Regions from separate parts of the Homo sapiens genome. Here region 1 is linked to region 2. Evidence: read pairs that join two places in POLR2A ChIA-PET (ENCODE). Cell type or tissue: OCI-LY7. All regions are shown on one strand. Links, peaks and the distances in the headings refer to the core of each region. The heading gives the core; the rest is flanking DNA. Region 1 overlaps AMPD3 (adenosine monophosphate deaminase 3). Region 2 overlaps LYVE1 (lymphatic vessel endothelial hyaluronan receptor 1).

The links. Peaks named below come from ENCODE experiments on the same cell type or tissue, not always from the same donor. Only the 100,000 strongest peaks of a DNase experiment are listed, where the experiment ranks them.
Region 1: POLR2A ChIA-PET joins it to region 2 with 5 read pairs; 19 of 35 experiments call an interaction of 5 or more read pairs at or near these places.

What each region holds. Positions count from the first base shown.
Region 1 is chr11:10,458,083-10,460,897 of GRCh38, reverse strand. The region is part of intron 1 of AMPD3 (adenosine monophosphate deaminase 3); the gene reads right to left. Among named protein-coding and RNA genes, the nearest start is that of AMPD3, 4.2 kb to the right of the region's middle. RefSeq lists an enhancer at 1,781-1,910. In OCI-LY7, for the core only: no CTCF peak of the experiment used is centred there; a DNase peak (open chromatin) is centred at 1,577; H3K4me3 peaks cover 2,287 bases; H3K27ac peaks cover 2,386 bases.
Region 2 is chr11:10,557,823-10,560,637 of GRCh38, reverse strand. LYVE1 (lymphatic vessel endothelial hyaluronan receptor 1) reads left to right here. Exons shown (of 6, transcript NM_006691.4): 4 at 1-143; 5 at 744-822; 6 at 1,341-2,815. The coding sequence ends at 1,527. All of the region lies in intron 1 of IRAG1-AS1 (IRAG1 antisense RNA 1), which reads right to left. Among named protein-coding and RNA genes, the nearest start is that of LYVE1, 9.4 kb to the left of the region's middle. In OCI-LY7, for the core only: no CTCF peak of the experiment used is centred there; no DNase peak of the experiment used is centred there.

The sequences.
Region 1 (2,815 bases), core at 299-2,798, 100 kb after region 2:
GCTGAAAACTCACTCCCTCAAAGAAGCTTTCTCTATCCACCTCCTCGCATACTGATTCCTTACTAACAGTCACTGGCCTCAACCACCTGCTTGGTTGGTTGGGTTTCATTCTTGCTTGCTTGCTTTCTTCATTTCCTTATTTCTTTCCTTTTTTGCAATTACTTGTATAGCACTTAATATGTACACTCTGGCCAGGCGCATTGGCTCACGCCTGTAATCCTAGCATTTTGGGAGGCTGAGGCGGGCAGATCACCTGAGGTCAGGAGTTTGAGACCATCCTGGCCAACATGGCAAAACCACGTCTCTACTAAAAATACAAAAAAATTAGCCAGGCGTGGTGGCAGGCACCTGTAATCCCAGCTGCTCAGGAGGCTGAGGCAAGAGAATTGCTTAAACCTAGGAGGTGAAGGTTGCAATGAGCCAAGATTGAGCCACTTCACTCCAACCTGGGTAACAGAGTGGGACTCTGCCTCAAAAAAAAAAAAAAAGTATACTCTGGGGCCGGGTGTGGTGGCTCACGCCTGTAATACCAGCACTTTGGGAGGTCAAGGCAAGAGGACTGCTTGAGCCCAGAAGTTTGAGACCAGCCTGGACAACATGGCAAAACCTCATCCCTAAAAAAGATTTAAAGAATTAGCCAGGTATGGTGATGCATGCCTGTAATCCCAGCTGCTAGGGAGGCTGAGGCAGGAGGATCTCTTGAGCCAGGGAGGTTGAGGCTGCAGTGAGTTATGATCGTACTACTGCACTCCAGCCTGGGAGACAGGGTGAGACCTCGTCTCAATTTTAAAAATAAAATATATATATATATATAAAATATATATTATATATAATATATATTATATATAATATATATTTTATATATGTATACATACATATATATACTCTGCAAAGAACTTCATACTTATTAACTCAGTTAATCTTATTATTCCCACTTGACAGATGAGAAAATGAAGGCATAGAGAGCTAACATGCCCAGGGTCACACTTTTAATAAGTCAGCAGAGATTTGTGCTGTTCTCAGCCTTTCTCTCTCATCCCTTTCCTCTCTGATCCTCAGCTCAGGGATCTGAACCCAGGCACCTGGTTCCTGCCTCTGTCCCCTCACCCACCATGCTGTGCTGCTTCTCTTTGTCCACGTATGTGTCCGGGCAGGGGCTCCTCACAGTCCCCAGCATAACACTTGTGGAATGGATTAATACTGCACCCTTTTCGACAAGCCACCCTCGTTGGGAGCAGCTCTGGAAGAGGAGTTTCCCATCTACCTATGACCACAGTTTCTTTAAAGTTGGTTTAAAGAGAGAAGTGGTTTTGTGGACCAGACAGACAAGAATGGAGATGAGACAGAGCCCTGCTGCTGTCCAGCAGGGAGAAGTGCAGCTACAGGGGAGGGGAACACACTAGGCCATCTTGGGACAGTCATTCTCCGGCCTCACAATGTTCTCATCTGTGAGATAAAGGGATTGAACTAAGTGGTCTCTAAGGCCCTCTCAGCTCTAAGTGGCATAATTCTAGGTACCAGAGAGATTTCCGGTGCCTGAGGAGGGCTTGCTGCTCTGAGTCTGAGTGGCATGTGGGACTAAGTCATGACACAGACAGGAAGGAAGAAAGCAGGCTAGCAACAGGCAATCAGAGTGAGGTCTGTGGCTCCCTTAACTCTGAGACCCAAGGACCTGCCACTCCCTGATGAGAGGAGTGGGAGGGAGCTGGTGGGGAACAGCCTGTCAACACACAACTGTCTGGGGAGCAGACATCAAGACAGCGAGGCCTGGCCTCTGCAAAAAGGAAGAGGAACAGAGCTGCCTGTGGGGATTTCCATGTCTTGATAGCAGAGAGGGGGGAAGCTGGAGGCCATCAAAGGAGGTGACAGGGGAGAGAAAGTCTGGAACAGCACAAAGAACCAGACCCAGGAGGCTCCATCAGGCTGAAACGAAACTGGATCCTCACCTCCCCCCTTATTCCAAGGCCACCAATCAAGGGCACCATCCCAAAACCTCACATCGCATCTCAGAAGAAGATATGCAACCCAACAGCCCAGGCAAAAGGCCGCAAATGCCATAAAGCACCATACCATTTGACTAAGCAACTTTACTTCTACAAATTTCTTTCAAAAAAAGAATCCTAAGAATGAAAAGCACAAGGATATTTACCTGCATTATTTACATAAATAGCTTTAAAATGCCTAAATTAGAGCATACTCACTTGAAAAAGATGTTAAGTAATCAGAATTATGATTATGAGGATGGTGCAATCACATAAAAAAATAAAAATACAGTAAATGAAAAAATTAATACATAGAACCATACCCATGCTTTATTTACAGTGAAAGGAAAATGCATCCCTTTATGGGCAAGACCTGCAAGAGATTCACGCAGTCAAAATGACCAGGTGGCAGGGCTGCCTGTGTGTGAGAGGATATTTTATTTTGATGATGAATGCTATTATAATGCCATTTTTAACAAATACAAAGAGAATAGAAAGAAAATGAGTAGACTTAAGACTCTATGAAAAGAGAGAAAAATAGGAAAACAAACTTCTTTTTCTGGCAGGTTTTGGCAATTAGGGCTCCCTCCTTAATTGCCGAAGGGAGGGAGGGAGGGAGCATCACCATACCTGGCTAATTTTTTTTTTTTTTTTTTTTTTTAGAGATGAGGTTTTGCCATGTTGTCCAGGCAATTTGGGAGGCTGAGGAGGAAGGATCACTTGAGGCTAAGAGTTCAAGATCAGCCTAACCCACACTATTGAGAGGCCAGGCCAAAGGGAGTTTCACCATTCAGACCTATCTCTGTGTTAGCTCCTACCCTGGACAGAAGCCA
Region 2 (2,815 bases), core at 293-2,792:
TCCAGCTTCCACTTCTATTCCACGGAGAAAAAAATTGATTTGTGTCACAGAAGTTTTTATGGAAACTAGCACCATGTCTACAGAAACTGAACCATTTGTTGAAAATAAAGCAGCATTCAAGAATGAAGCTGCTGGGTTTGGAGGTAAATGGTTTCTGTGTCTATGTTACGTGTGTATGTATGTTCATGTATAACAGATAATTCATAGAATCCTGCCTGTCTTTAGATGAGGCGCTCAGGACCTGTCAAATACTAATAAAAGCTTAACACAAACTCAACTTTCATGAAGTCATAGAATCTGAGAGCTGTAAAGAACCTTAGTGATTAAGCTAAAAAGTGTAAGTATAAAAGAATTTCACTGTTGAAAACTCAAGACTTTTAAAAATAAATCACTATCTGTTCCTATGCATAAGTTCTTTTTAAAATATATACCCTAAAGGCCTATGACTTTATTCTAGTCATCTCTTTCTCAGGCAGGCTTGTTGACTAGAGTAGGTCTCAAGGCCATGGAGGAGAAATGAACTCTGTCATATTGCAACTGATAGAATTGAGAGTGTGAGAAGCAAGGCCAATGATTCTACAAGCATGAAGCAAAGAAGCTGGTGTGGGCCCAATATCATAAAGGGCTACAGAGAAGGTTTTTCTCCTGTACTGTCTACTGTCTCAATCACCTGGATCATGCAATGAGCATTACACACAATGTTTAAGTGAAGGACCAACAGGCCTTGTCTCTGTTCCTTGCAGGTGTCCCCACGGCTCTGCTAGTGCTTGCTCTCCTCTTCTTTGGTGCTGCAGCTGGTCTTGGATTTTGCTATGTCAAAAGGTAGGGTTGTTGGTGCACTGCTAGTCTTGTAATCTTTGTCATGTTTCTATCCTGTGCTTTTTCAGGGTCACTGTTGGCATTTTGCTGATCAAAATGGAGATAGCAGTCCTCTGATATAAATTTCTCCCTCATCTCATCTCTTTCCCTTCAGCCCAATCTTTTCTATTTCAGGACATGCATGTCGTCCAGCCATCAGTCAATGACTGTCCTTTGAAAATCAAGAAATTAAAAAAAATTGACATCTGGGGAAAATTTATATGCTTTATTTGATTTTTGGTTCTTTGTTTTTGTTGGAAGAGTTATGTGGTCAGCCTAAAGTCTGGCCTGCAAACATATTGTCCAATTTAAATGAATCCATTAAGGTGGTGATGTCTTAATGTATTAGAGCATGCATGTGCTGGCATCACTCTGAAATAAAGGTATCCAGTGTACTGTGCCAATATGTACCATGGCCAAAAAGTGTTATCTATCGTTATGTGTGAGAGTCTCTCACTTTAATTTCATGTTTCTGCCTAAAGGTATGTGAAGGCCTTCCCTTTTACAAACAAGAATCAGCAGAAGGAAATGATCGAAACCAAAGTAGTAAAGGAGGAGAAGGCCAATGATAGCAACCCTAATGAGGAATCAAAGAAAACTGATAAAAACCCAGAAGAGTCCAAGAGTCCAAGCAAAACTACCGTGCGATGCCTGGAAGCTGAAGTTTAGATGAGACAGAAATGAGGAGACACACCTGAGGCTGGTTTCTTTCATGCTCCTTACCCTGCCCCAGCTGGGGAAATCAAAAGGGCCAAAGAACCAAAGAAGAAAGTCCACCCTTGGTTCCTAACTGGAATCAGCTCAGGACTGCCATTGGACTATGGAGTGCACCAAAGAGAATGCCCTTCTCCTTATTGTAACCCTGTCTGGATCCTATCCTCCTACCTCCAAAGCTTCCCACGGCCTTTCTAGCCTGGCTATGTCCTAATAATATCCCACTGGGAGAAAGGAGTTTTGCAAAGTGCAAGGACCTAAAACATCTCATCAGTATCCAGTGGTAAAAAGGCCTCCTGGCTGTCTGAGGCTAGGTGGGTTGAAAGCCAAGGAGTCACTGAGACCAAGGCTTTCTCTACTGATTCCGCAGCTCAGACCCTTTCTTCAGCTCTGAAAGAGAAACACGTATCCCACCTGACATGTCCTTCTGAGCCCGGTAAGAGCAAAAGAATGGCAGAAAAGTTTAGCCCCTGAAAGCCATGGAGATTCTCATAACTTGAGACCTAATCTCTGTAAAGCTAAAATAAAGAAATAGAACAAGGCTGAGGATACGACAGTACACTGTCAGCAGGGACTGTAAACACAGACAGGGTCAAAGTGTTTTCTCTGAACACATTGAGTTGGAATCACTGTTTAGAACACACACACTTACTTTTTCTGGTCTCTACCACTGCTGATATTTTCTCTAGGAAATATACTTTTACAAGTAACAAAAATAAAAACTCTTATAAATTTCTATTTTTATCTGAGTTACAGAAATGATTACTAAGGAAGATTACTCAGTAATTTGTTTAAAAAGTAATAAAATTCAACAAACATTTGCTGAATAGCTACTATATGTCAAGTGCTGTGCAAGGTATTACACTCTGTAATTGAATATTATTCCTCAAAAAATTGCACATAGTAGAACGCTATCTGGGAAGCTATTTTTTTCAGTTTTGATATTTCTAGCTTATCTACTTCCAAACTAATTTTTATTTTTGCTGAGACTAATCTTATTCATTTTCTCTAATATGGCAACCATTATAACCTTAATTTATTATTAACATACCTAAGAAGTACATTGTTACCTCTATATACCAAAGCACATTTTAAAAGTGCCATTAACAAATGTATCACTAGCCCTCCTTTTTCCAACAAGAAGGGACTGAGAGATGCAGAAATATTTGTGACAAAAAATTAAAGCATTTAGAAAACTTCTTTGCTTTCTTATTTACGTAGATGCATTATACCTTTCATGTAA